Regions from separate parts of the Homo sapiens genome. Here region 1 is linked to region 2. Evidence: chromatin loops called from intact Hi-C (ENCODE). Cell type or tissue: gastrocnemius medialis. All regions are shown on one strand. Links, peaks and the distances in the headings refer to the core of each region. The heading gives the core; the rest is flanking DNA.

Region 1 (15,161 bases), core at 2,823-10,822, 110 kb before region 2:
GCTCTCACTCCCCTCGCTGCTCTGTAATTAAGCTCAGCTGCGCCCACTCAGGCTTCCAGACCTTTCCCTGAGCCCTCCGCCCCCCGGGCCCACTCCCCGTTCTCCCAGCCTTGCTGGCTACTTCCACTCCCCAAAGAGCCTTCAGGGGCCTTCTTGTCGTTGATCAAAACAACAGGGCCACCAGCTCCTCAAGAGTCCAAGCTATAGTTTGGCCCAAATGTCCCGGCCAGGGTGGCTCTGTGTCAAAGGCCCTGCAGCTCCTCCCTCCTGTTTCTCTGGGCCCTCTCTTTGGGGTTCTGGTTCCCGATTAAACCTTGACCTCTCTAGCACATGCCTTTTGCCACCTCCCCCACTGGTCCTGGCTCTTCCTTCCCCGCTGAAATGAGTTGAGGCTGAGACCTGGGAAGCCGCAAGGTGCTGGGATCCCAGACGAGTCCCTCCTGAAAGGGCGAAACTCAGTCGTTCAGGGAGAAAGGGACCACAGCCAACCCACCACACAGGTGGAGCCCATGGACAAGGTCTCATTCCAGTGGCCCGGTGTCACAGCGTGTCCTCATTTGCAGCTAGGATGAATGCCAATTACCACCACCCCATAGGAAAGCTGCCCCCCTGGCCAGCACCAGCCCAGGCGCCTGTTAGGTTTTAGTTCACTCACTCCTCTCTGCAACCCCATAGGATACGAGTTACCGATTCTATGTCACAAATTGGAAGAGTGAGGCTCAGAGAGGCAAGGCCACTTGCCCAATGTCTCACAGTGGCTCAGTGTCGAGGCAAGGCCTGTGTATCTTCCCCATTCCCAGAACCTGCTGGAAGTCAAGGGCAGCACTTCAGGCCCCAGCTCTGCCCCGTTCCAGTGAGGAACCTGAAGCCAGCACAGCCCCTCCCACTAATCCATGCGCCCCAGCCCGGGCTTCAGCTCCACATCTGTATAATGGGAGAGTGAGGTCCTGGGGATCTATGGCTCCTTCTGGCTTATGCCTGTGTAACAGATGGGAGAGAAATGAAGATAGGGCTGAGGGTCCCCCCAAGCCAGGGCTTTGAGGCAGTGTCTCCCCAGGGCAGCCACACCATGGTGGAGGCCCTGAAGGCAACAGGCTGGGAGGCCAAGCAGAGCTCAGAAGAGGTGGGAGAGAAGGGTCTAGAAGCAGGAGGTGGAGGAAGAGAAACTGCAAATTGCGGGTAGGAAGTGCTTAGTAAAATCAGAAAAATTTCAGGGCACAATCGCTCATGCCTGTAATCCCCGCACTTTGGGATGCCAAGGCGGGTGGATTGCTTGAGGCCAGGAGTTCAAGACCAGCCTGGGCAATACAGTGAGACCCTGTGTCTCCACAAAAAAAATTTTTTTTTAAAATTAGCTGGTTGCGGTGGCGCACACCTGTAGTTCTGGCTCCTTGGGAGGCTAAAGTGGGAGGATTACTTGAGCCCAGGAGGTGGAGGCTGCAGTGAGCTATGATCGCTTCACTGCACACCAGCCTGGGCGACAGGGTGAGACCCTGTCTGGACAAAAAAAAAAAAAAAAAGAAAAAAAAGTCTAAAAAACACTTAGATTTTTTTTTTGACAGTCTTACTCTGTTGCCTAGGCTGGAGAGCAATGGCACAATCTCAGCTCATTGCAACCTCCGTTTCCTGGGTTCAAGTGATTCTCCTGCCTCAGCCTCCCAAGCTGGGATTAGAGGCATGTACCTCCAATAATTTTTGTATTTTTAGCAGAGACGGGGTTTCACCATGTTGGTCAGGCTGGTCTCCAACTCCTGACCTCAGGCGATCCACCCACCTCAGCTTCCCAAAGTGTTGGGATTACAGGCGTGAGCCACTGCGCCTGGCTCTATATTGGGCTTTAAACGACATGAGGGCAGGGACTTGTTCAAAGAGGAAAACAGCAAAGCAAAGCCTGGAAAAGAGCCACCAGCAGTTGTCCTGGGGGTGGGGGCGGCAGGGCACAGGGAGCAGACACAGGTGCACACAAGCTCCAGCACTGGCCCAGGCTGAGGGTGCTCAGCGCACACAGCTCTCCAGTAAAGATGAGCATGGGCAGGGCTGGCGTGATGAGGCTGGTCTAGCAGAGCTCACGGTGGAAAAAAGAGATTTAGATATTTACGGGAAATACATTTGTTGGTGCCAAACCCCTGGTTTTATTATCCGGGAGAAAAACAAACCCAACCACCGAAACTCACCCTCAACTGAGAATCCACAAGGAGGGAAACAATTTCCCCATCAAACCAGTTTTATTGGATATAAATATCTAATTATTCCTACTAGGCCCTGGAATGCCAGACATTTTGCAGCTTTTATAACATGTGTAGGAGTCTTTACAAACGACTTTTATACATATTTATATATATATATAGTTATATATTAACAAACCTGATTCGAATCTCATCTGAATTATTTTTTGCTTACTGGGCAGTTTGTGCGTATCTGTGTGTTTTTTCCCCCAAAGCCAGGAGAGATCTAGAACATTTTGGTGCTATTCTGAGACCTAATGTGCCTAACCCAGCAAGCGCCGAGACACGGACCCCTCACCGCTTCTCACGTGCCCCCAGCCGCAACCCCACCACGGCTGCTCGGTGGTTCCGAGACACACTGGCTCCCAGCACTTTGCAACCACAGGGTCCACGGCTGCAAGTCAATACCTCACCCATGACATGAACGTGATGTCCCAAACAGACAGAAGCATTGACTTCTCAAACATCAAGCACACGATTAGGCTTCATGCCACCCCGGTGTCCGCTTTTCAGAAAGCAAGAACCACGGAGGAGGACAAAGAGCTGGGCAGAGGGGCAGGAAGGCGGGAGGGGGCGGAGGAGAGGGGAAGTTGTCTTGCAGGGAATAATGTGGATCAGGCTGTCATCTGGAGACCCATCTTCATCTAGAATTAATGCACTAAAGTTATTTTGTTTTTCCTCTAAATGGTTTTAAAGAGACAGTGAATTCTCGGCTCGGACGCGGGGCTTGGTGTGTAGCTGGTCCAGGCTGTGTAAAGTGAACAGGCAGAGATTCCAGCCAGGCCTGAGTCCATTCTCTCCCCAGTCCCTGGCCTGGCCTCACCTCCTGCCCATGTGCTTTCTCTCAACTTGTCGCAGAAAACAAAGTTTAAGATCCCTGTCTTTCATGGCTCCCCATAAAAAGGCTGAATCTAGAAGTGAAGAACTTGAAATCCTCCAGTCAGGGTCAAGCCCTTATCTGAGCGCATTGAAAGGAAGGAGAGGAAGGGGAATGGGTTGGTGAGGAGTTAGAAGCCTCTGGCCGGGTGTGGTGGCTCATGCCTGTAATCTCATCACTTTGGAAGGCTGAGGCAGGCGGATCACTTGAGGTCAGGAGTTCAAGACCAGCCCGGGCAACATGGTGGAACCCTGTCTCTACTAAAAATACAAAAAATTAGCCAGGCATGGTGGCACACGCCTGTAATCCCAGTTACTCGGGAGGCTGAGATGGGAGAATTGCTTGAACCCGGGAGGCAGAGGTTGCAGTGAGCCGAGATCACGCCACTGCACTCCAACCTGGGCAACAGAGCAAGACTCCATCTCACAAAAAAGAAGAAAAAAAAGCCTCTGAGCAAGAAGCCTGGGCCAGTTCCTGGGGGTGGAGCAGCCCCCTGAAAGCAGTACTGAAAGAGAGCTCGGGGAGTATTCCCAAAGCCAGTTTTCCCCAAATAGGAGTCCCTATGGTCCCTGAAGCTCAGGCAGGGCACTAGAGCCCTCAGGACAGAGGGGCAGAGGCTGGGGGACAGGAGGAGTCTGGGGCATAAACCGGAGAATCCCAGGGGATTCTGGGCGAAATCAGGGTCCAGTTAGCTGTCCCTTGAGGCCCAAGAGGCCAAGGGAGACATTCAAGGGTGAGTGATATTTGGGGAGACTCTAGCCTGAGGCTGGCTGTCCCCACGGTCGGAGAAGGAGACTACATCTCCAAGTACCCCCACTCAGACCCATCGGTTCATGGGGAGAAAGGGCTCAGAATGAAGGAGAGCCCTGGGAGAGCCCTGGGCCTCCACCGAGAACCTTCTAAGTGTACCCCGGCATCCTCCACGTAGAGACCTGTACTCAGGGGGATGGGCTGGGGGCCGGGGGAGCTGAGAACAAACAGCGGCAACAGGAACAGAGTTGAGCCATTTCAATTATTCATATGCCAGATGGATTCTTTTCCTGCCTTTTTTTTTTTCTATAAAAATAAGGAGGGAGGGAGTAGGTCTTATGACAGTCTCCAAAATGGGGGGGCGGGGTGCGGGGGGAGGAGAAGAGGGAAAGGGAGAAAAAATAGAAATCCAGTGCCCTGTTTGTGCCCCTCTCCAGCCTTGGAGAACCCCGATCCCGTGACGGGAGGGCAGGCGGGATGGGAGATGTCTTTTAGGTACCCGATGAGCAGAGAGCAAGAAGCGAGGGAAATTGTTGAGGAAAGGGAGGGAGGGAGGGAGAGAGAGAGAGGAGCGGGGAGCATGGGGCGGCGGGGGGAGGCAGGCAGAAGAGGGTTCTGACCTTCTGTGAAGGATATAAAAAATCCAGCCGCCTCAGGGGACACCCAACTATCTAGCATATTGCTGTTAAAATGTCTGCAAAATTTAATACACTTGGCATACCACCTAATCAGTCCTTGGAAACTCGGGCACTCTCTCCCCCTTAGACTCAAACTGCTTCAGCCCTTACGCCTAGGGTACTCCCACCCCGACCCTGCCCCCTGATTTTAGATAAAGTTGCTCCCTCCCCACCCGTAAAAACAGCTGCTGTGGCTTTTAGGACACATTTAATCCTGAAACTTGCCCAAAGTCCAGAATTCAGTTTCTAGGAAGCAGGTGGCATGGTAAAGAGAGCCAAGGGTGGGGTCCTGGGGCGGGAACTTTGGTACCGAGACTTCTTGGGGGTGGGGTGGGGGGCATTAGCAGAAGAGAGACACGGCACCACGAGCAGGCATGTCCTGGGCACCACGAGCAGGCATGTCCTGGGCACCACGAGCAGGCATGTCCTGGGCACCACGAGCAGGCATGTCCTGGGCACCACGAGCAGGCATGTCCTGGGCACCACGAGCAGGCATGTCCTGGGCACCACGAGCAGGCATGTCCTGGGCACCACGAGCAGGCATGTCCTGGGCACCACGAGCAGGCATGTCCTGGGCACCACGAGCAGGCATGTCCTGGGCACCACGAGCAGGCATGTCCTGGGCACCACGAGCAGGCATGTCCTGGGCACCACGAGCAGGCATGTCCTGGGCACCACGAGCAGGCATGTCCTGGGCACCACGAGCAGGCATGTCCTGGGCACCACGAGCAGGCATGTCCTGGGCGACAGGGGAACACAGTCCCAGATGGGCGGGCAAGGACTGTATGTCTGGGTAGCCAGCGAGAGCCATTCATCCTGACAGCTCTTATTTAAAGAGCTGCCTGGCACGCAGGAGAGCCGTGACCTCACCAGAGCACACAGGCACCCCGGTACACGGTACACGCAGACGCATGTCTGCCATGTGCTCCGTCAATCCACCCAATACCCCCTAAGACTCCACGGCCACTCCAAGTCCCCAGCAACCGGCGAGGAAGTTTCCAGATGAGCCTACGGAATAGGCCACCTGACCTTCTAGCCCCAGCAGAGCAATCAAAGCCCAGTATGACCTGGATATTTTTGGCAGGTCACCATTTGCTTTGCTTGACAAAGAAGATCCCACAGGGCTCCTAAGTGGGACTGGGAGGACCGATCCCCAAAAGCTTCACCCTCTGCCCCAAGGAAACAGAGTTCTTACCAAATTTTCTTTGTCCTTTTATTTTGATTTCCTCACCTCTGACTCACATGAAGTCTCGGGTGGCCTTAATTAGGTCTGAAGTCCCCTAAGAGACTCAGGGAACCCCAGGCAGCCTGCATCATGCCTATAAGACAGAGGTCAGATGGGACAGGCCAAGAATTGGAAGAATCCAGTGTGTTCCCCAACTGCGAGAGTAAGCCACAGTACCAGGGACACGAACACAGACAGCTTCTTGACCTTCCTTGCCCTTCGCCAAGTGGATTGAAATAGAGGCAAACAGCAAAAGGGGACTCAAGGGGGTGTGGGCAGGGCCGGCTTCCTGGGTGTGCAACCCATGCAGCCACACAGGGTCTCATACTCAAAGGGCACCTGCTGGGTTGAACGTCCTGCTGTCAGTGTTGTGAAATTCTGAATCAATTTAGAGCAAGAGGCCCTGCATTTTCATTGTGCACTGGGCCCCACAAATGATGTCGCCAGTCCTGGGTGTGGATTTTGGAAGATCAGACGACCTGGGTTTGAATCCCAATGCTCTGTCCCCTCTAAGCCAAGAGATATCAGAAAAGCCACTCATTATCTCTGGCCATAGGGCACCTATGGCCCTACGGGTCTAGAAGATGGAGTGATCACACCTGCTCACACAGAAGCTGGGAGAATTGAGAGGGACAAAAACGGGGAAGAGCCTTGGGCACATGATCATGAGCTCCTATTCAAACACAAGGTGTGGATCAAGAGGGGAAAAGGAGGCCTGGTGGCCGTGGTGCTGGCTTCCTCCCGCCCTGGGGGATCGCCTTACTCTGCTGGGTGAGAGGTCTGCCACTAAGCAGTGCAGAGGGAAGCCTGTGGCGTGCCCGGCCCACTGGCCCCATTCACAGGTGAAGAAACTGGGACAGAGTCAACAGATGACCTGCCTGTCGTCATCATAGAGTGGCCTCGAGGCAGGGCGAAGCTGAGGACATACTGTTCCCGCTGTCCAGGCCTCTGCCTTGGCCACAGGACACTTGAGATGAAGAGAGTGACAAGGAGGCAGGATTTGGAAGAGCGGGGAGGGAAGGGCCTCATTACACTCCATCACTCACACGTGCGCGCACACACACGCATGCACGGCAAAATTAAAGCTGAGAACTCGGCCAAAAAGAAAAATCCTACCCCTGTTCCATCGAAACTTATTTTAGGGCAGGAGGTAATTGCCAAAGATCCAAATAAAAAGCCAACCACAGGCTGTAAACGGCTCCAAGTCTTTAATTAGACCCCAGGAAAAAATAGTGGCAAAAAGAAAATGAAAGTAGGAGAAGCTCCCAGAGGAAGGAGTCTGCGCGGGATCCCTTCTGCCTTCCCAGCCCCATGGCTTCAGATGAGGGCCCCCTTGCCTGGGTCTGGCATCAGGGTTGTCTGCTAAAAAGGCTGGCAATGCCTACTGCTGGAGGCAGGTGCAGAACCAAGACAGCACCTTGCACCCCAACCAAGGGCCAGCCTGGACCCGGGACCTTCTCCTAGAGCCGTCCTAGACCCCAGCCCATGTCTGGCCTCATGTTGGGGCCACCACAGGGCAGAGGGACAGAGCGGAGGGTGAGCTTTTTCTACCACCCCTGGAGGTGAGAGAGCAGGGAAAAGAAAAAGCTCAGATCTGGAGTGGCCTTTGACCCACTGGAAAGTCTGCCCATCAAGCCAAAAGCCCTGGCTCCTGGGCCATGGAGCAAAGGATGCACATGTCACCTTCCCCACTCCCAGGAGCCGTTTTCCAGGCTCCCACTCCCTGCCCCTTCTCTAGGGCCCATGTGGGGTTGGGTAGCTCTGAGATCATGTGGGCAAGATGGATGACCCCATGGCTTCTCCCCTCATAGCCCCCGCTAACCAGGAGTGGACGCCCAGAAGTCCATGGAGTGACAAATGGCATGTGATGGCCACCCAGTTGGCAGTGCCATTCCCCTAACGCAAGGTAAGCACACACAGACCCTTTGCCCCAGGAGGCTCCAGCTACTCCACCAGCTACCCCCATACCCTCTGAGCCTCTGGCCCTTGGAGACATAGGCCACCTGAGACTAAGGGTGGGGCTGGGAAGCAAAGGGGAAGCCGTCCTTGGGAAGGTGGGGTCTGCAGAGAGAGGCAGGGTTCTGAATACGCTCATCTTTCGTAGATGCAACCCAGCAGACAAACCAAATCCCATGGGCAGGGATTCTTACCAAGTGCTAAGTCTAGCACCTGCCAAACCGTGGCGGAAGCAATGGCTGCCATTGAGGGTCTAACAGTGGCCAGGTCCCAGCGGCAGATGAAAGGCGTTCCACCCAGATGTCAGGGAAGAACCCTGGAGTAGAACACATCTCAGCACACCTCCAGTGAGTGAGCAGAAGCTGCAGTCCCTGTCCCGGGCTTTGCAGAGTGGGGAGAAGGTGAGGTGGGCTCAGGGTCCCTAATCAAAGCCCAGCCCATGTGCAAGAAACGGGAAAGAACCTGCCTTGTGACATCAAAGGCTGACATCAAAGGCTGCAGGGTCGACCACACTGAAGACCCCCACTCTGCTCTCTTGTGGGTCACTGCAGCTGCCTGGAATTAGGGGTGTCTCACCACACCTAGCTCCCCCTCCAGAATGAGCAATCACTGGGAGAGGGTACACAGTACACTGTGCTCACCTGCCTGACTTTTTTTTTTTTTTTTTGAGATGGAGTCTCGCTCTGCCGCCCAGGCTGGAGTGCAGTGGTGTGATCTCAGCTCACTGCAAGCTCCGCCTCCTGGGTTCACGCCATTCTCCTGCCTCAGCCTCCTAAGTAGCTGGGACTAGAGGCACCCGCCACCACGCCCGGCTAAGTTTTTTGTATTTTTTAGTGGAGACGGGGTTTCACCGTGTTAGCCAGGATGGTCTTGATCTCCTGACCTCGTGATCCGCCCGCCTCGGCCTCCCAAAGTGCTGGGATTACAGGTGTGAGCCACTGCGCCCGGCCATGTGCTCGCCTTTCAAAGGCTCCCTGCATCCAACTCCCCTTCTAAGCCTGGCAGAGGAGAAGGTGATTGCCAGGCCCGGCCTGTCCTTACTGCTGCAGCAGCTACTCCTGGGCAGGGGTGGCAGGCCGAGCCCTGTGTGTATACCATGTTCTTCACCTATCCTGGGCAGGGGCGGCAGGCCGAGCCCTGTGTATATACCGTGTTCTTCACCCATTTCCTTTCCCGTTTCTCAAACAGACGTTAGCGACGACAAATTAGGAGTGGGCCTAACAGTGACAGAGGCAGCAGTGACCCCTCACTCAGTACCTACCAGGTCCCAGGTCCGGTCACAGGCATTTTAGAGAACGCATCCCTGCAAAGACGATGCTATTGTGCCCATTTTACAGAGGAGTACAATGAGGCTAAGCTTGCAGAGTGACGGCCATGTCTATAAAACAGTGGGTCTGAACTGCAACTCAGGTCAGCCTGGTTCCAGAGCCCATCTCTCTCCATGGTACCTCTTTCTCGCAGTCAGCTCCCCGACCTGACCACTAGTTCCAGGCAGGGGCAGGCCTGGTTGCCCCTTCACCACTGCTTGCTCCTCGTCTGGGGTCTCTGACCACTGGTTTTATGCCTGTAGAGTCACCTGAACTGTAATGTAGGTGACAGTCATAAACTCCACAGTGTCTCCAATTCCCAGCCACCCACCATGCCCTGCCATGATGGCCAAGGCCCACGTGGCCAGAGCAAGCATGGAGGTCTTCTCGGCAGAAGCAGCAGATGCGAATCAGACCTCCTGAGGCAGCCCTAACATCGCCACGTCAGTCTGGTGAGGCCTCCCTGCCAGGTCCCCCAACTCGCTTCTGTCTTTGGGGGTCAGGTTGCAGGCATCAGGATGAGACGTGGGATTCCTCTTTGATGAGGAGCCCTGCGGCTGCTGCGTCCCAGCTTCCTTCCCAGCTTGGGAATGGGTTGGGAGAAGCAGTCCGGGGCCCTGCACAGACAGCAGGAGCCCTGCTAATTAATGAGCTCTCCGTCTTCCCTGAGTGCTCATAGACACAGCCAGATGGTCTCCACGACATGCCCTCCACCCTGTCCCCATCTTGCAACCACATGGCGGCTTCACATTCCACCCTCCCTCCATCTTTCCCCCCTATTTTTTTTTTTTGAGACAGAGTCTCACTCTGTCGCCCAGGCTGGAGTGCAGTGGTGCAACCTCAGCTCACTGCAGCCTCCACTTCCCTGGTTCAAGCAATTCTCCTGCCTCAGCCTCCTGAGTAGCTAGGACTACAGGCGTGTGCCACCATGCACAGCTAATTTTTTGTGTTTTTAGTAGAGATGGGGTTTCACCATGTTGGCCAGGATGGTCTCGATCTCCTGATCTTGTGATCCACCCACCTCGGCCTCCCAAAGTGCTGGGATTACAGGTGTGAGCCACCACGCCCGGCCTATCTTTCCTTTTATGCTGCAAACTTCAAGACAGCCCCATTTCCCCCTTCAGCCAGGTGTGGCCCAGACAGCCCCGAATGGACCAGGCGAATACGGAGACTCTTGTAGCAGGAGGTTCTAAGTGGGGCCTCTTAATCTAGACAAGGTTCCAGTTTCTCTTCTTACTTTCAGCCAATTCGGCTGGGGAGCTGGGGTTGCGAGAGGACCCAGGGCTGAGCGTGCCCCTATTTCTTAGAAGTGTTAAAAGATGACCTTACATCTAACAAATATTAATACTGACTTATAACCCCCAACAACCAAGGCCTGGCTGCTCCCTGCTCCCCAGAAGGGCACCGAGTAGAAGTTGCTCCAATTGGAAGCACAGGCTCACACGGGTCTCCGGAGCATCACAGACACCCCTGCTGGCTCTCTGTTGGCACCTCTGGGTCCTAGGTGGAGTGGTGGCTTGCAAGGTATATAACTGTGCCCTCTGGACAGCCGGCCTGTGTGCAGGCAGCTTGCCTAGACAGGGGCATTGCATGACGAACTGGCAGGGGCCCGGGGGCAGGGAGAGTCAGGCCAGAGCCATGGCTCTGAGAAACCCTGGCACACGTGTGGCCCAGGAGCCAGGGATGGGCTCTTCTGCAATGAGTTCTGTTTCAGGGCCGACTGCACAATGACAGCAGCCCGGGGGTTGTGTGACATGAGGCCTGGCTAGTGACGCTGCTTTGCTTCGATTTTCTTTTCTTTTCTTCTTCTACTTTTTAAGAGACGGGGTCTTGCCCTGCTGCCAAGGCTGGGGTGCAGTGGTGCGATCACAGCTCACTATAGCCTCAACCTCCTGGGCTCCAGTGATTCTCCCACCTCAGCCTCCCCTCCCAAATAGGTAGGACTACAGGTGCGTGCGCCACCACACCTGGCTAATTTTTATTTTTTAATTTTTTTTTTAAGAGATGGGAGTCTTGAACCCCTGGCGTCAAGCGATTCTCGCCTCAGCCTTCCAAAACGCTGGGATTACAGGCGTGAGCCACTGTGCCCAGCCCTGCTTCACTTCTCTGGGCATCAGTTTGCGCACTTATAGAAGGAGGCTGAGGCTGGGCGAGGTGGCTCACACCTGTAATCCTAGCACTTTGGGAGGCTGACGCAGGTGGATCACATGAGGTCAGGAGTTAGAGACCAGCCTGGCCAACATGGTGAAACCCCATCTCTACTAAAAATACAAAAATTAGCTAGGCATGGTGGCGCGACCTGTAATCTCAGCTACTCAGGAGGCTGAAGCAGGAGAATAGCTTGAACCCGGAAGGCAGAGGTTGCAGTGAGCCAAGATGGTGCCACTGCACTCCAGCCTGGGTGACAGAGCAAGACTCTGTCTCAAAAAATATATATATATAAATATAAATAAAATAAAAAATAAAAGGAGGCTGAGCTGGACGCTCCTGGGGTCACTGGAGGATTTGAGAGCTGCTGCGTGTGGAGTGATCGCCAAGACACCAGTGAGCACATGGTGAGCACCCTGTGCATGCTGGCTGCGATTGTAACTGTCATTGCTATTATTATTATTAATTATTATTATTATTATTGTGACTCTTTGAGTCTGTAAACCTTGTTTCAGATGCGGCTAAAAGGGAATAGGAAAGATCTGAGCTTACAACCTAGAAAAGCCACATTTCCTAAATTATTAATCCCCAGAATCAAAACCAGTGAGGACAGGGTGACAAGGATCTGATTAGAGGCCCTGAGGGGGTCTGGCCAGGTTTTGTGAGCTCAAGTGACCCAGACCTGCCTGGCCTAGAATCCAAGACACACTGACCTCAGAGTAGCCGACAGAGGGCAGAGAAGCCGACAGGGGCCAGAAGCCGACTTCTGGCCCCATCTTCAGGGGGATGATCTTTAGGGTGAGGCATATTTATTTAGGGCAGCAAGGGTTAACACCAGGGCTGGGAGAGGCCAGGCAGCACGGAGCACTCCCTGTTTATTAATAAGCTATTTATCACCAGCTTTGCTTTTAATGCCATTTGGGCTTAATGTTGTTAATGAAATATAAATACCCACGCTAATGATGTTGGTCAGAGGCAACACGGGCAGGAGCTGGCTCGAGAAACGGGGCCAAACCACCGGGCAGGCTGGGGAAGAGGCTGAGAGCTCGGGAAGCGGAAGAGGTTCCCACTCGTGCGGCACCCCCGGCCCCCTTCTGCTCACACCACAAGATGCCCTGGCTGGCTGTGCCGGGAAAGGCTGGGAGGAGGGCAGCCCAGGGGGCCAGGGCAGAGGAGGCCTCCCAGGGCACAGGATGCTGTTAACTCCTAGAGAACAGAGCCAGAGCAAAGAGCTCCCACCTTGGGGCACTGCCCGCCTGGCATCAAGCTCCTTGGCTGCAGGAGGCTGGACCTCCACCAGCTGGCAGCCCTAAGCTCTCTGTCCACAGGAACGGATCTAGGATGTGAGGGGTCACCAGAGGGAGCAGTAAGGACCCCATCAAGCTTTCCACTCCAGACTGGCCCTCCCCTCCCTGCCCGCAGTGACAGCCCAGGCAGGCCAGCACCCTGCAGGGCACACCCTCCCCAAGGAGCTAGCACGGGCTGCCCAGTTGGGGTGGGCATGGAGAGGGCAGCAGACGGGGATTCTTGCTCAGTGCCCAAAGGTCCTGGAACACAGAGGTGGCCCTGCATAGCAGGCTGTCGTCCCTGACCTTGTGCCTGGCCTGGTCCAGCCCCTCCTACACAGTGGGCCATCCCTGCCCACCTCTCCCTGGGCTCAGAACAGATGCCCTTAGCGGATGGTCATCTTTCCAAATTACCCCAGAAACTTCAGGTGGCCTCCTCTGGAGAGGCCCCTAGACTATTCCTAGATAGCAGCCTCACCAGGGAAGGCGGTCCTGGGGAATTGCTCCCCAGCCTGGTGGCCACAGATGTCCCTGTGGGGACTTAGACTCGATTCACCCAAGGGCCACCTGGGCCCAAATACAGGTTGGGAGACTCCAGCAAGTGGCCGGCGTTTGCCTCCATCCTCCTCTCCCTGTACTGTGGGAGTGGAGGTCATCGTGACCCCAGCCCTGCCTTGCTTGCAAAGTCCCCAGGCAGCTCCCCAGGGAGTGCTGGCTCTTCCAGAAGGAGGTCCCAGCTGCCCTGGAGAGGGAGCCCCCCTAGTTGCCAGCCCTCCCTGCTTAGGGCTGCCAGAGAAAATACAGTATGCCCAGTGAAATGTGAATTTCTAATAAACAATGAATACGGCCAGGTGCCGTGGCTCACGCCTGTAATTCCAGCACTTTGGGAGGCCAAGGTGGGTGGATCACCTGAGGTCAGGAGTTCGAGACCAGCCTGGCCAACATGGTGAAACCCCGACTCTACCAAAAATACAAAAAATTAGCTGGGTGTGGTGGCGGGTACCTGTAATCCCAGCTACTGGGGAGGCTGAGGAAAGAGACTCACTTGAACCTGAGAGGCGGAGGTTGCAGCAAGCCGAGATTGTGCCATTGCACTCCAGCCTGGGCAGCAAGACCAAAACTCCATCTCAAAAAACAAAACAAAACAAAACAAAAAACAATGAATACTATTTTCATATAAGTATGTCCCAAACATTGCATGGAATATACTTATACTAAAAAGTCCGTGCTATTTGTGTGAAATTTAAATGTACTAGGTATCCTGTATTTTTATTTGCTAACTCTGGCAGCCCCGTCCTGATGACTCAGCAGGTAGCCCCCGGCAGGGGGGTACAGTTCCTACGGGGTGAGCAGGACAGAAGAGGCAGTGAGGGGGAGTGGAGGTCCCTGTCCGTCTCAGGACAGCAGATTCTTTTCAAGAGGCTCTTCTCATCACTTTCTGCCCTGCCCAGCCTCCTCCCTCACCCGTCACTGCTGCACTGTCCAATACCACAGCTCACCTGCGGGGGTCCCCTCTCACTGCACCCCGCAAAGTCACCTCCATGTCCCCAAGGAGCACAGGGCTCATTTGCTGGGGCTTGGTGGAGCTCAGCTCAACGGCTAATCCCCTGGGTGGCTCCTGTCAGATTATTAATTAGCTAAAGCGGATCGGTCCTGGAACAACATGCGCTTGGACTTCAGATAAAGCAGGCCAGGGAGGCGGGTGGGGGTCTGCTTAAAGTGACAAGACCCTGTTTCTGAGCGGCTCCCCAGAAGGACCGGGGAAAGGAGGCCCAGGCTAGAGCAGGGCAAGTTCCAGACAGACCCCTCTGTGCCCTCTCTGCCCGCTCCCAGATGAAACATCGAGAGAGTGCATTCAAGAAGGGCGATCCGGGCACATATGCGACCTGTGAGAGGCGGAGTCGGTGACAGGTGGGTCTTGTTTTTTAATAAAGAGCTTGTTCCTAATCAGATCATGGCACTCAGAACTCTTCAAAAAGCTTCTTATTTCACTCTGGGTAAAAGCCAGAGTTCTCACAATGGCCTGCAAGGCCTACGGGATCTGAGGGCCCCCCACCCTGACCCCCTCGACTTCAGATGGCATCTGCCCCTCACTCTGCTCTAGCCACGCTGGTCTCCTTGCTTCTCCAACACGCCTCTGGGATCTCACACCTGCTATGAATGCTCTTCCTACAGATATCGATTAGGTTGGCTCACTCCCTCACTTCCTTTCTGTCTTCACCCAAATGTCACCATCGCAGTGACCCCTTCCCTGGGAGCCACATCTAAAATGACAAACCATCCATCCACCTGCCTCTCACTCCCTATTCTAGTCTGCAAAGAGGCTCTTGTTTTCTCCTTCCCACGCATCGCCATCCAGCACATCCTTTATTCCTTTTTCTCCTGTATCATTTGGCTCCCTCCATCCGAATGTAAACCTCATGAGGGCAGGACGTTGGCCTCTTCTTCATTTCGAGCACCTACAATGACTACCCACAGTGTCGCTGAATGGAAATGGAAAATGAATAGCCAGAGGTGACAGGTCAGGACTTGGACCACCACCTCTTCCGGCTCTGAACCCCTGAGGCTGAGCCCTGGCCCAACCCAGTGGGCTCCTCAAGCATCCAGTTCCTCTCCCCTGACCCTACTGGACCCCAGGCTTCCTCAGTCCTGCCCCCTAAACCAGGTGCTCCTCACACCCTCGTCCTAAGCATTTTCACTAGGATGCATT
Region 2 (15,161 bases), core at 4,306-12,305:
ACTGGACTGACCAAATGAATCCCTGGGCAGGGGATGCCTGGCAGAGCAGGGTTAGAATCCCAGCTCAGCCGCCTTTGCGCTGTGGCACCCAGGAGAGCTCCGTTACCTCTCTGAGCCTGTTTCCTCACTGGTGAAATGGAGTCTCCCCTGCCCCGGGGGCTGCAGGGTTTGTGAAATGGCTTATGGAGTGTGCCTGACTCCACCTGATGCTCTGTAACATTTTACCAAGAAGAGGCTGAAGGGCTGCCCTGGAGTGGCCCCTGAGTTGGAGCTGTGAAGCCAAAGGCCTGCGCTCTCACCTCACATCCATCACCTCCTTCCCCAAAAGCCTGGGACTCCCAGAGCCCAGGGCACAGGGCCCTCCCCACCTTTCACCATAGGGAAGTGGACAGTGGAAGGAGCACTTTTGCAGGAGTCCAGTTCTGACTGCATCACTGCCTCCACTGAAGCCCTGGGCAGGTCACGCCCTTTGCCTGGGCGGCCATCCCTAAAAGAAGGGAAACAAACAAGGCAGGCCCTCCCATTGCCCCAGCAGGACACCCCAGGGAGCACAGGGATGGGAGGGGACACCCGAGTCACCAAGCCTTGGCCTTAACTAGCATGCTGACCTGCTGTCACTCAGCCAACCCTAGCCCCCTGGAAAGGGCTGGGAGTGGGGAAACCCAGGTTTGAGTCTTACCATCGCTGCCTCCTGGCCAAGTGAGCCCAGATTGTCAGAATCAGAGGCTGATGCTGCCCGCAGACAGGGCCGCTCCTCTCTCTTGTCATTCAGCCTAATGTCACCTTCCCCATCTCCATCCCCCATGGAAACCCAGGTCACTGTCACAGCACCTGGTCTTACTGCCCTCTGGGGCTTATCACTGCCTGGTTGCCCTTCCTCCTAGTCTCCTGTCTGTAACTTCCACGAGGACTATAACTCCACGAAGGAAGGCGGTGCCAATGTGGGTCCCATTTGTCCCCACACCTCCAGCCCCTGGAACAGTACAGGTTATAGGTGCTCAGGGAATACTGTTGAATGGATGAAGCCAAGCCCGCTTGGCAATCGTTCAGTCCAGCAACCCCCCCTTCCCCACTATTACGAAGATGGGGGTAGAGTTGAGGACCACATGGGGGAGGGGCTTGCTGAGGGTCACACAGAGGGTTTGAGGCGAAGCAGAGCCTCAACTTTGGGCTGGCTTCCCTACTGCACACAGCTCCTCTCTGAGCCTCAGTTTCCAAGCCAGGACAATGGGGAGACGGTCCCTCCTCCTTGCGGTGGGCTCTCTGGGGGCACGAGGGTGCAGCAGTTAGTTCTGATGAGCTGAAGCTGGGAGGTGGCGGGGACACCTCTTCAGAGCTACCAGGCTTGCCAAGGTGAGGATGTCGGGGCTCTGCCAGGATAAAGCACTTAGCCAGTGCCAGGCACACAGCAGGGCACAGGCAGACACACAACTGCACTTACTCGTTTGGGTTTTTTTCTTTTTTGAGACAGAGTCTTGATCTGTCACCCAGGCTGGAGTGCAGTGGTACAATCTTGGCTCACTGCAACCTCCACCTTCCAGGTTCAAGTGATTCTCCTGCCTCTGCTTCTGAGTAGCTGGGATTACAGGTGCGCACCACTATGCCCAGCTAATTTCTGTATTTTTAGTACAGACAGGGTTTCACCATGTTGGCCAGGCTGGCCTCAAACTCCTGACCTCAAGTGATCTGTCTGCCTCGGCCTCCCATGTGGTGGGATTACAGGCATGAGTAATAACGGTCAGCACCAGGCCCCTGGGCTTACCGTTATTACTGCCCTTCTACCCTTGGGCTTGTTCCGAGGCCCCGTCACAGCCCAGCAATGCGTGTGAGAGAGCTTCGTTCTTTGTGACTCGGCAGGACAGTGCCAAATGTCAGGGCTCAATTTTATTGTTGTTACCAATCGTATTGATACTCTAAGCTTGGGTTACCACCGACTTCCTTCCAAAGGGTATAAAGTGCTTTGCCATCGTCCTCACTCACAGACAAGCCCCAGAGGTAGGCCAGCAGGGAGAACGCTAATCTGATTACCCAGGACCCGAAAGGCGGGGCGAGGGTCTAAGGGATTGTGGCCAGTGACCTTGCTGCTCCGACCCCCACCACCCACGGAGCCAGGAGCCCTTCCTCACCCGCTGCCTGGGTCTGTTGACCAAAACCCAGCCCAAGTTCCCCAGAGCTTGGCTGTCCCTTCCATGCAGATTTCAGGGGAGCCCCCAGCCCCTGGGGTGAGGAGCGAAACAAGCCAAGGGCAGGCAAGGCTGGTTTGGGTCTGATGCCGTTAAATGCGTGGTGCCCCGTCAGCCATTAGCCAGTCTCTAGGGACAGACAGTCAGAACAGTTAAAGGAGCTCAGCCCATAGGAGCCACGGGGCTGTTACATCCCCAGCCCCAAGCCCTCCCCTAGCCGGCCCTAAACTGGCAGCTGAGCCTGGCCTGCTCATATTATCTCCTCTCCTGAGGTCCAGCCTGTGCCCACTCGCGAGTTGAGCGGGGGCACCGACTCTGGGTGGCCCAGGGTCGACAGAGGGGCTGTGAGTCAGCTAGTGAGACCTCAATAATCTACAAATGTGGCAATTTCAGAGCACCCCCTGAGCCAGGTCTGTGCCAGGCACCTGAGGCTAGAGGTAAGAGGCAGGTCCCTGGCTGAAGTGAGCACAGGGCTTGCGGCAAAGCAGAACTCCAGCTTCGGGCTTGGACTCCAACCATCACACCCTCGCCAGCCCCCTTTACAGGCACGGTCTAGCTGTGGAGTGAGGCAGATGACAGATTCCTGCAACACAGCGTGGCCATCGCAGATGCCAGGGCTCCCAGAGGAGGTGGGGTAACCTCATCTGAGGCTGTTCAGGGAAGCTTCTGGGAGAAAGCCACTGAGCTGGCCGGAAGGACAAACAGAGTAACTAAACGTAAGAAAAGGAGAAAGGGGATCCCAGATGAAGTCAGTTTGTCATTGGTAGAGTGAATAACAGACCTCCTGTCAAAGGCTTGCTGTGTTTTAAGAGAGGAGGGGAAAGTTATTTTGAAACTGAATCACAGAATGCACGGGAGGAATTATTCTTCAGGTCCTTATTAAGATGGGTGGGGTCCTTGGGCTCCATTTCCCTCTCTCAGACCCAAAGACCAACCCCAGGACCCATCCTGCTGTGGCTGACGTCCACCTGGAGAGTCCAGGCCCTGTGGGAAGCCTCTAGGTCATGAGGCCTACCCTGACGCCCATGCCAGCTACTAGGCAAAAGACGACTCACCCAAGACACGTGGACAGACTTGGATCTGAGCCCCATGACCTAACTGGTCCCTACTTTATCCAGCACTTGATCCTTCAGGATCAAGGCCTTTTTGCTTCTTCCCTATTTCCCTTCTCACCTAGATTGTCACCCTGGGCATTCAGAGTTGAATTGAGATCTTGACGTTCCCTTATGATCAGGATTAGTATCTCCCACCTTCCTGCCTTGAACTACACTGGGGGAAATACTCCTTTTAGTTGCACTCACCTGTCACCATGACAAACATCATCAGGATCACCATCACCACCTTGCTCACCAAGAGCACCATGAGCACCACCACTACCAATACCACCCTCACTAGCCTCCTCCACTGGTACTAGCACTACCACCATGAGCACCGTCATCACCATGACCATGATCTCTACCACTGCCACCATTACTACCGCCATCACCATCACCATCATCACCAGACCATGATCACCACCCTGATGACCACCACTATCATCATCACCATCGATAGCCTTATTCCACACAACAGGCGCTACCACTACCACCATCACAACTACCACCATGATCACCACCATCACTACCATCAGTACCACCAACACCATCACACCTGTCACCACCAAACAACAACATCATGATCACCACCATGATGACCATCACGACCATCAGCACCATCACCACCATCGATAGCCTCACTCCACACCACAGGCACCACCATGAGCAGCATTGCAACCACCACCATGATCACCAACATCACAATCACCACCATGATTACCACCACCACAACCATTGCTACCATCACTACTGCCATCATTACCATCACTACTACCACTGCCATCACCATCACCATTACTATGACAACCATCACTATCATCACCACCGTCACCACCACCACAACCATTGCTACCATCACTACTGCCATCATTACCATCACTACTACCATTGCCATCACTATCATCATTACTATGACAATCATCACTATCATCACCACTGTCACCACCACCACCATCATCACCATGGCCCTGATCACCATCATTACCATCCCCACAATCACTAGCCTCAGCACAGGCACCAGCACCCCCACTATGATCATCACCATCACCACCACCATCACCACCCTCATCAACACCATCATCACTACCACTATCACCACCATCATCACCACCACCATCACTACCATCACCAGGATGACTGTCACCATCATTATCACTGCCATCATTACCACCATAATCATCACCATCTATCACTACCACTATTGTTATCACCATCATTACCACCATTGCCACCGTCATCATAACCACTACCACTATCAGCATATCACATCACAACCACTACAATGACTACCACCGTCACCACCAAAATCACCACTACTACTATCCTGATCAACATCCACATCACCATCTGCTACCACTGTTGAGTCCTAATTAGGGAAAAGGAGTCAGGCTGGCAGGAGCAGGGGAAAGCAGAAAGAAAAAGCAGATAAGCTCTAAGTCTGCCTTTCTTCATGGTCCAGGACATGTAGCCCTCCTGAGCCCAACTTCTCACCAGACACCTGCAAGTTAGCTCACAGCAACCTTGGCATTATCGGTACTGCACAAAGCCCTCTTCAGCACACAGTACAAGCACCATCCTGTAAAATCCCCAGCAAGCCTTTGTCTCCTTGCAGTCAACTCCTCTGTATTAGTCTGTTCTCAAACTGCTATAAAGAAATACCCAAGACTGGGTAATTTATAAAGGAAAGAGGTGTGCCAGGCGCAGTGGCTCATGCCTGTAAACCCAGCACTTTGGGAGGCCGAGGCGGGTGGATCATGAGGTCAGGAGATCGACATCATCCTGGCTAACACGGTGAAACCCCGTCTCTACTAAAAATATAGAAAATTAGCCAGGCGTGGTGACACGTGCCTGTAGTCCCAGCTACTCAAGAGGCTGAGGCAGGAGAATCACTTGAACCCGGGAGGTGGAGGTTGCAGTGAGCTGAGATTGCACCACTGCACTCCAGCCTGGGTGACAGAGCGAGACTCTGTCTCAAAAAGAAAAAAAAAGAAAGAGAAAGAGATGTAATTGACTCACAGTTCCACATGGCTGAGGAGGCCTAGGAAACTTACAATCATGGTAGAAGGGGAAGCAGGCACCTTCTTCACAAGGCAGCAGGAGAGAGCCAAGTGAATGAAGGAGGAACTTCCAAATACTTCTAAAATCACAAGATCTTGGAGAACTCACTCACTATGATGAGAATAGCATGGGGGAAACCGCCCCATGATCCAGTCACCTCCCACCAGGTATCTCCCTCAACACCTGGGGATTACAATTCAAAATGAGATTTGGGTGGGGACACAAAGCCTAACCATATCATCCTCTCTTCCTGGTCTGCCCATTGCACTCTTGCAGCGTCTTTTCATACTTTCTCTAATATGTCTGCCTTTCTTTACCTACAGTTGTCTTGGTAAAGTCTTCTTACTGCCCTCGTGATGCCGGTCTCAGATAGTCACTGCTCACCCGAGACAACTACCATCTTCAATTCCATCATCATCCACCATCATCGTCATCACCCTCCTATTCTCCCTCCTCATCTTTCTCAGTCATCACCATCACCACCTTCATCATCCTTCAACAACACCATCTTGTCCTCCTACATGACCAGTACGAAAGGACCTTATAGGTTTATTTTCCCCTGGGGACCAGTTGTCATGTGGAAGATCCCTGCTCTCTGGGGTTTCTGAATCGAAGGCCAGCACTGCTGCTGGCGATAGGCACGGGGATGATGGGATCCTAAAGTCTTTCCTTCCCTACCACTCCTGCTGAGACCCCTGAGCTCTGGCCCAGATGACTGCAATTCCCCATGGGCCGTGTTTGCCTCTGTGCCCTGCCCTGTCAGTTTCCTTGGCCTGGAATGTGCTTCCCCTCATAACCTCCATGGTGGACTCAAGAGTCAGCCCTCCCAGGAAGGGTTTCGACTCCAAGTCTGGGTTGAAAGCCCTTTCTCAGGAGCCAAGGCACCTGCGGTTCACTTGTCTTGTCACTTGTCTGTCTGCCCCACTAGAGGGTGAGCTCCTTGCGGGCAGGGCTGGGTTTCCTTCAGCTTTCTATCCCTGGCACAGTGCCTGGCTCAGAGGAGGAGCTCAAAAAATATTTGTTGAACAAATGAATGCTTGTTAAATAAATGTGTATGAAATGTTGCAAATCATGAATCAGAGAGCTTTTGGCAGAGAAGAAGAGACAGAAAGTCTCTATACTCACCAGGGTGGAGCCAAGGACGGCGAGAAGTGGGAAGCTAACTGTGGAGGGGAATGGGGTTGGGGGCTTGATAAGGCTTCCCTTGGGAGGGGAGGTCTGACTCAGATACACTCTGTCAGCCAAGGAGTCCTCTCAGTCCACAGCCTCTGGGGTGGGGTGTTAGGGGGAAGTGGGGTCAGGGGTCAACTGCCCACCAGGCTGGCACTCTCCCCTGGGACCCCCAGCCTGGGCGAGGGAGGGGGAAGCGGGTCAGGCCCCTCCCTGCCTAGTGCACAGTGGCCTCCACTCGACCCCTTTAAGACAGCCTGGGCGGCTTCCCTTTGCTTGTTGAAACTGTTCAGTTTTCGGACAGGACAGGGGAGGGGGGCGGGGGGGAGGTCACACCTGTTGTGGAACTTGAGAGAAGGCTTATTTATAAATGTTCAGGGCTCGGGATTCTTGCGGAGCTGATGTCCGGAGGGGAAGGTCACCAAAATGCTTGTTTATAGAAGCAACAGCAACTGGGAACACCATAAACGGGCTAAACGATGAAATTAACAAGCCATCTGAGGCGGGGCATGGCGGGGCACAGCCAGGCCTCCGTTGGCCAGGGCGCTGCTGCTGGGCAGAGCCCCAGACCTGCCTCCAAGCCAGGGCCCTCCCAGGCCCCAGCCACCCTGCCTGCCCCCAAAACACCGGCCCAGCTCAAGTGCCACCCCCACCCCACGCCAGCCCTTGCCCCGTCCTCACCCAGGGGCATGTGGTTCACACAGCAGCTCCTCCAAGGCACAGTCCTCGCTGTGCCACCCCAGCAAGAGCTGGTTCTTCACCACCCCCAAGGTGGGCATTTCTGCAGGGGCCCTCACTGCCACCCAAATCCCCCCAAATGTACCAGGATGGTGCCTAATTGGGAGTGTACTTTTTTATGGCTCTTGAAGGCCAGACTTGGGCCTCCAGCCTGCCTGGGAGTGGGCCCAGAGCCCCGTGGAAGTGTCAGAGAGAGGGCATTTCCCCCTGCTCACCCCCTCCTGGGACTCTCTGTCCGATTCCCAGTTTCAGGAAAGCTGTATTTTCCTTGGGTGACTGATGGCTGAACAGGTGGCTTCTGGGTTAGAGAGTGTCAAGTGAACAGCGGCAAGGAGAAGTGGCCCTGCCATGGCTCACTTTCGCTGCCTGCCTGGCCCTGGGCTGCTGACAGCTCCCTGGCCTCCCCTGCTGAGGGCGTGTGTCTGGCCGCCCCCCACCAGACACCACCCCGGCCCTGCAGCCCACTAGCCGGGGCTGTCTGCACGCAGAGTCCTGACAGCTGAGGGGGAAACTGGGCCCTGCCCTCTTCCACACGCCACACCCGTGATCACAGACACACGAGCGTAGTCACATGAGGAGACCACTCGTGTTCCTCATGGAAAGCGCCTGCCCCCAACTTTCCAATTTTCCATCGAATTCACCGAATGACCCTGAGCCTAGCAGTGTGTCTTGTGCACCGACGGTCCCAGAGCCGACACGCACGGACACGCCGGGCTCCACCTGCCTCCACCTCCTGCGTTCTGGTCCCCCCCTCTGCGTTCTGCAGAGGCCCCTGGCCAGGCACCCCACTTCTTGGCTTCAGTATCCCTCTGTGTGTCTCTGTCTCTGAGAGACTCTCTCATCATCTCTCTCTCCCTCCCGTTCTCTCCTTTCTCTTGCTCTCTGTCTCTGTCTCTCCATCTTTTGTTAGATAAATTGCTACCTCTTTTTGTCTCTCTCTCTTTCTCTCCATCTGCTTCCTGCCTTGGTGTCTACCTCTTTCTGTCTCTCGCCTCCCTGACTCTCTTCCTCTCTCTCCGGCTCTGTCTCTGTCACAGACATCCCCCCCGCCCCCACCCCCAGCACATGGCCTCCGTAACTGGAAGTCCCATCCTCTGGCATCAGCGTCATCGGATCTATTTTCTCCCTCAGCCACACTGCTCAGAATTTCTGAGAGGAGCTACTGGCTTCAGCCTGGCCCTCACTGTGGGCCTGGTGGGTGGAGCGGGCAGCTCCCTGGGGCCATGAAGGACCCACACCCGGGGACACAGGCTGGACCGGCTCAGAGACTTTCTGGCATGAGCCAGAGCCGGCTGCCAACCTCTTGGCTCTCCTTGGCACTGGGGCCAGTGAGGCCACGCATTTGAGATCTGGGTGACCTGGTTCCCAGTGGGCCACAGCAGTGGGACCAGGGCCGCAGGAGGAGGCATCACCAAAGTTTCTTCATCGGCCACTTCCTTGGCCACTATCATTCACTCTCCAGGAGGACGCGACCCTCTCAAAACCTGCTTAAAACGCTGGGTTCTGGCTCCCTGGTCAAGGGGAAGGGAAGTAACCCTGATAAGACCCTTAGAAGGAACAGCCAAGCTGCCCCAGGGACCCTTTAGCTGCCAGGCGGTGGTGGGCCTCAGGTGCCTTGCGTGGCCTGGTGGAGACCAAGAGGGAAGTGCCTGGGAGGGGACACTGGGGACAGCGGCCTGGAAAGCACCGTCCTTTCCACACCCATGCCCAGAGGGCGTCCTGGCTCCCCATCAGCCCTGAATCCACAGGGAGGTAGGAAAGGTCCATGCCAGTGACACAACGGGCATGGGGCCCTAGGGAGGGCAGGGCAGGTGAGTGACAGGTGTCATTCCTGAGGTCCAAGACAGAGGGAACATGGGTCCAGGAGACCACCCCTGCCTGAATTCTGATCCACATGCCCTCACCCCCCACTTTTCTGCATGGATGTCAATCAATCACTCCTTCAGTGGGAAAATATGTATTGAGCACCTACTATGTGCCAGGCCTTTTCCAGGCACTATGATAAACCCACAGTCTGGAGAGGGGGCAGACAATAAGCAAGAAAACAAATATCTCATCACAAGCTGGAATTAGTGAAGGAAGCAGGAGCATGTTGCAGGGCGAAGGGAGAGGGAAAGGGAGAAGGAGCCTCCTCTGATGGGAGGTGGCAGAAGACCTCCGAGGAAGGAACATTGGTGCCTCAAGACCCTCTCTCCATCTTGGAAGCACCTCCCTTCCAGGTAGGAAGTCAGGAGTCCCACACCCCAGCTCATCACAGATTGTGGGCAGACCCACCTTAGTTCAATAGTCATAAAAACTTCAGCCATCACTTAACTCGTTGAAGACCTATCTATGCTAAGTGCTCTGCAACTTGCTTCTGTGTTTTATCTCTTTTAAAGCGTAGAACAACCTAGAGGCAGGTACGAGTAAAAAAAGACTTTTGCCCAGGCATGGTGGTTCACGCCTGTAATCCCAGCACTTTGGGAGGTTGAGGTGGTTGGATCACCTGAGGTCAGGAGTTCGAGACCAGCCTGACCAACACGGTGAAACCCCATCTCCACTAAAAATACAAAAGCTAACTGGGAGTGGTGTCGGGCGCCTGTAATCCCAGCTACTTGGGAGGCTGAGGCAGGAGAACTGCTTGAACCCGTGAGGTGGAGGTTGCAGTGGGCCAAGATCGTACCATTGCACTCCAGCCTGGGTGACAGAGCAAGACTTTGTCTCAAAAAAAAAAAAAAAAAAGAAAAAAGACTTTTGGCCAGGCACAGTGGCTCATGCCTGTGATCCCAGCACTTTGAGAGACTGAGGTGGGTGAATCGCTTGAGTCCAGGAGTTCGAGACTAGCATGGGCAACATGGTGAAACCCTGTCTCTACAAAAATTTCAAAAAAAAAAAAAAAGACATGATGGTGCTCCTCTGTGCTCTTAGCTACTTGGAGGCTGAGGTGGGACGATTGCTTGAGCCCAGGACGGGGAGGTTGCAGTGAGTGGAGATCACGCCACTGCACTCCAGCCCGGGCAACAGAGCAAGACCTTGTCAAAAAAAAAACAAAAACTTTTAAAGATGAGGAAACTGAGGCTCAGAGAGGTTCAGTAGCTTGTTTGATGCTACACAGGTTGTAGGAGGCAGGACCAGGATTTGAGTGCCCAGTGCAACATCCATGTGCCCCAGTTCTCCTTCTCTTTGAGAGCCATCTCTGGTCCCAGAAAAGAGGGGAGCAGCCTGCACTCTGGGGTGGGACAGGAGGAGTTGGAGGAAGAAAGGGGTTTTTCAGGCCCTTTCCAGGGCATCTGTCTCCAGTAAAGCCCCCTAGACTGGGACTCCCAGCCTCTCTCATCTTCTCTACTACGGACTGCGGAGCACACAAGCCCTCAATGCCCCCATCTGGCTTGCAACACCAGTCCCCCAAACCCAGCCCACACTCCCCCACCCTCAGGTACTCTAGGTACTGAGATAGGCCCCATCCCAGGCCCCCTGTTGCCATTGTCTTCTCCAGACAACCATTAGCATATGTGCAATGCAATTACCCTTCAGCTCTCCTGGCCCGGGGCTGACACGGAGGTCCCCATCCCCAGTGATTTGGGGGGAAGGGGGGTTATTACAACTCACAAAACCTTAAATTAAGAATGAATAAGAGAAACGTTGCATGCCACTTCTGAAAGGCTGCCAGCCCAGGCTGGGGTGGGTGACGGGTGTATTATACTCTGCGCCGACGGAGGAGCTGATGGATGTGCCCGTAGTGGGGAGGACGGAATAGCAGCTGATACCTGTCCGCTCCAGGCCCAGCGCTTTTCCAAAGCGGCTGGGTGTGGAGAGTTCATCCCCAGCTATCCCCTTACGGCTGCAGGGTTTGCAAAAGGCAGAAGTAGGTCTTGAGCTAGACTTGGGTGGGGAAGGGTAGGTGTGATCAGAGAGCCTCCCTGGAATAGTCAAAACAGAGCTTGCAGGTTGCAGAGGAGTAAACCCTTCAACCCCCAGGTACAGAGCAAGGGGGCAGAGGTCCAGGTCGAGAGACCAGTGTGTGCCGAGGTCCTGGAGTGGAGGGTCACGGCGCACGGCAGGTAAAGAGCTGGAAAGGCATGGAAGCTGACCCTGGAGGTGGAGAGGCGGGAGGAGGGTGTGACTCTGGGGAACTGGGCAGGAGTCACTCTCTGGCGAGCCTTCTTGTCCAGCGTCCGGATTCAGGATTTGGTCCTAGGAATGCCAAGAGGAGGAGTGTGCAATGTGACTGTGCTGTGTTTAAACAAGGTCCTCTGGCCACGGTGCAGGGAACAGACTGGAGTTGGCAGAGACTCTGTGGACACTCCAGGAGGCCCATGCGGTGGGCTGGGAGAGACAGTGGCAGCCTGGGTAAAGGAGATGGGGGTGAAGGAGAAAAGCAGGCAGACCAGAGAGGGTCAGTTACGGGAAGACTGATCAGTCGTGGTGATGGTGGCGGGGGAGAAGAGGTGGCGGCAGGGATGAAAGCCGGATTTGGGTCATGTGCAGCTTGGGAGATGGTGGAGCCACTTATCTAGATAAGGAAATGGAATGGGGGCACAGATTTGAGGTGCAGGAAGAGAAAAGGTTTAGGTGTGGATATGAATGTCATCACCTTCCTAAGCTATGGTTTCCTCTGTCCGTAAAGTCCGATGCCACACGTGGCTCACACAGAGCTGCGGAGCAGGCCTCTGACACTCAGTTCTGCTGTTCCCCAGTGTGAGTGTGAGTGTGCGTCCACGGGCTTCTCCTTCGACCACCATGAGTGTCAGTTTCCTCAGGGGGCAGGGCCAGTGTGAGGCTCAGAGGAGAACCAACAAGGGAAGCACGTTACAGCACGAAAACATTAGGCAAGTAAGTGCCTATGTGCACCTTCCCTGCTCACTCTGCGACCCTAAGCAAGACCCTTATCCTCTCTGGGCCTCAGTTTCCCCAGCTTGAGTCTGGAGTCACAGGCTGTCTCAAGAGGGGCCTTCTAGCTTTAATGCCCTCTGTCAGGGACAAGACCTCAGGACTCAGGCCCACGGCCAGCCCCCAGGAAAGGGGCATCCCAGCCCAGGCCTGGGGGCTCTCGGGAAGGTGTAGCCTGTCCACTGCTGCTTGGCTGAGCTGGAAGGTGCCACCCATCAGCTTGCCAGCGAGAACCTGGCTTCCTCCTCCATCAGAGCTTAGGGTTGAAGGTGGGTGTTCTGATGCCTTTCTCCTCCAAGTCCCACCCCCTGGTCTGTATCTCAGGCTATGCCCTGTGCCTCCCACAGCTCTGGGGAATCAGAGCAGGTCAGGCCAGTGTCCCCTGGCCCTGGGATCTGGTGCGGTCCTGGGCCCCTCCCACCTTGCACACATCTCTCAGGCCTGCCAGTCGGCAAGGAGCTGGGAGAAGCGGCGGCTTTGAGGTCAATGGGGATGAGGTCACAGGCAGGGGAAAGATGGGGCTGACAGCCCACCACACCCACAGGGGCAGGGTGTCAAGATGGGTCCCTCCAAAGCCCTGTGACCCTGGGATTCAGGGGAGTCGGGGGAAGGGAGGAGAGAGCAGCTCCCTTCCCCCAGCCAGGAGCCCTGTGCTGCTGCTCATATATCTGTCCCTGGATAATGTATATCCAGCTTATGGAAAATATTCATAATGCTCCTTACACCAAACTGGCCCCCTTCCATAGTGCGTGATCTAAAATTAAATCCATTTCAAATATACAGTAGATCGAGTCAAGCTAATATAAATGAAACATGATTAATAGGCAGAACACTGTCCTCCTTAGCAGGGCTGAGGAGGCAGAGCTGGGGCCACTCTAGCTCTCCCTCCCCACAGCCCCCAGCCCCCCAAGGCCTCCAAGCCCCTATCCTTATCCCAAACTCCCTTCCGTCCGCAGCTGAAATGTGGACCCTTCCTGGAATTCACCTAAATTGTGAAGGGCAAGTGTCAGGAAGCACAGCAGTTTAGAGAGCAGACGTGAGTGTCAGGACAGAGCTGAGACCTAAAGCTGGTGACCTCACCTCTCTGAGCCTCGGTGTTCTCATCTATACAATGGGACGTTAACGACCCCTGCCTAGTAGGGATGTTGTGAGTGTTAAATGCAAGAATAATGCAGGTTAAGCACAGAGGACCAGTCACCCGAGAAGGAGACCCTCATCCCCCAAGTCTGCCCCCTCTCCCCCCTCCCCAGCCCCCAGTGGGAGTGGGGATCTGTGCCCCCACTGGCCCCCTGATCAGCGGGCAGAACAAGGGCCAGCCAGAATTCCTGCCATTGCAGGGATATGCTTGGTGGGTTATTTTTAGTGCGTTGGCAAGTGACTCTGTTACTGACCAAATGTTCCCACATTGGGGACAGAATCTGCTAAGAGGGCACTTGTATGCTGAACCGAGGCAGGAGGGGGTTTGCAGCCTGTCTCGGGGGCTCCTCGTGTGTCCTTTTTGCACACACATTTGAACTCGGGCCCCGTGGCCACTGAGGGAGGGAGAGCAGGAAGAACTTGGGGGCTCTGGGAGGCATGTGCGCCGCGTCTGGCCTGTCTCCTTCCCGGCTGGGCACCTGGGCGCCTCACACGAAAGATGCTCCTTAGCGTGGAACGAGAAACAATGTCACCCTGGGAGAGTGCTCCACGTTCCCCCCTTCAGGAAAGACCCAGGCTTCCACTGGCTGAATGTGTGCACGTGTGTGTGTGTGTGTGTGTGTGTGTGCGCCTGTCTCCTCATTGCTCCCCCAGTGATGTCTTGCTGCAGGTACACGAGCCCCTCACTGTCCACCCGGGTCCCCAGCCTGATCCCTGGATCTTTCTGCTCACACCATCAAGGATGTTCTTCTGAACTCCTGGTGTACTTGCCCCGACCTGGGCACCCCACCTTTTGTGCAGGCCCACGAGAGTCGGGGGGGTGTCTGCCATCATCCATCCAACAACAGCCCTCTGCTGTTTCCTTTTCTCCCGGAGGGGTTGAAAGAGGGAGAGCCCCTCGGGGTGGGAGGGGGTGCTGTTGGCTTTTTCCCTGTCATTGGCCATTTGCTGCCTGCTTCACCAGACGTGTTTTGAGCATGTTTGCATAAAGTGGATGCAGGCTGCAATTCCGTGATGAATTCTATGAATACTAATCTGCTACTACCCTTGACCTTGGGGTCACCGAAAGATCAAAACCAAACCATTTAATATTTTCCTTTTGCAGATCAATAGAAGCATAAATTCCCCCTCAATGACAAGTATAATTTCAAACAGATCTATAGAACGCATGCATGCATTTCCAGCCAGGGACACTCACTGCCTGCTTTGCCTTTTGGGGAGCAGACGAGGAGTTTCTTGCCTTTTCTACCATTGAATTTCTTTTTGCCTTTTTTTATGGCACTGAAATGCTATTTTCAGCAGCTGCTGTCATATAAATATCTCTTGTTTTTCTTCTCCTCTTTCCCTCCTGGTGAAAAGGGCAGGGGACCTATTGAAAATTCCGCTTTATCTCTTTCAGTCGGGTTCAAGTACAGGTCGAATAATCGATCCCTCCTCCTTTTCTCTTTTAAGTTTCCTGTCGTTCTTTTGGCCAGATCAGCAGCGGAGAGAAATCAGGAGGGCAGCTCGCTTTATGGAGATCTTCTCAGAGTGTCTATATTGCTGTATTTGTGTGCGTGTTTGCGTGTGCGCGTGTGGGATCTGCAGTTGTGTGTGTGTGTGTGTGTGTGTGTGTACCTTTGTGCACCTGACGATAAACACTTGCTCCAGTTCAAACTCTCGCCCAGAACTCGAGGAGAGAGAAAACAGAAAATCACCAAAGAGAAAAAGTTAAGGGCTGGAGCGGGCATTGTTAACCCTTGCAGAGCTTCCAGACAGAGCTGGGGTGGGGCTGGGAACATCTCCTAGCTGGACCTGCTGTCCTTCCTCTGAGAACCACGTTCACCTCTGTGTGCATCTCCCCTAAGCTCCTGAGTCTTTTCTTGAATACAGCTCCAAGAAGGGAAAAAAAGATGCAAAAAGAAGAGAGAGA

Evidence for each region. Peaks named below come from ENCODE experiments on the same cell type or tissue, not always from the same donor. Only the 100,000 strongest peaks of a DNase experiment are listed, where the experiment ranks them.
Region 1: it touches region 2 in a loop (6-fold over the local background); 4 of 110 quality-filtered maps call a loop at or near these places.

Annotation. Positions count from the first base shown.
Region 1 is chr1:10,739,458-10,754,618 of GRCh38, forward strand. All of the region lies in intron 2 of CASZ1 (castor zinc finger 1), which reads right to left. Among named protein-coding and RNA genes, the nearest start is that of CASZ1, 50 kb to the right of the region's middle. RefSeq lists enhancers at 4,773-5,972, 6,071-6,994. In gastrocnemius medialis, for the core only: no CTCF peak of the experiment used is centred there; DNase peaks (open chromatin) are centred at 5,534, 6,654 and 10,666; H3K4me3 peaks cover 466 bases; H3K27ac peaks cover 6,997 bases.
Region 2 is chr1:10,849,459-10,864,619 of GRCh38, forward strand. No RefSeq gene overlaps it. Among named protein-coding and RNA genes, the nearest start is that of CASZ1, 60 kb to the left of the region's middle. RefSeq lists enhancers at 11,092-11,592, 11,972-12,473. In gastrocnemius medialis, for the core only: no CTCF peak of the experiment used is centred there; DNase peaks (open chromatin) are centred at 6,945, 7,773, 8,363 and 11,403; H3K4me3 peaks cover 1,027 bases; H3K27ac peaks cover 7,740 bases.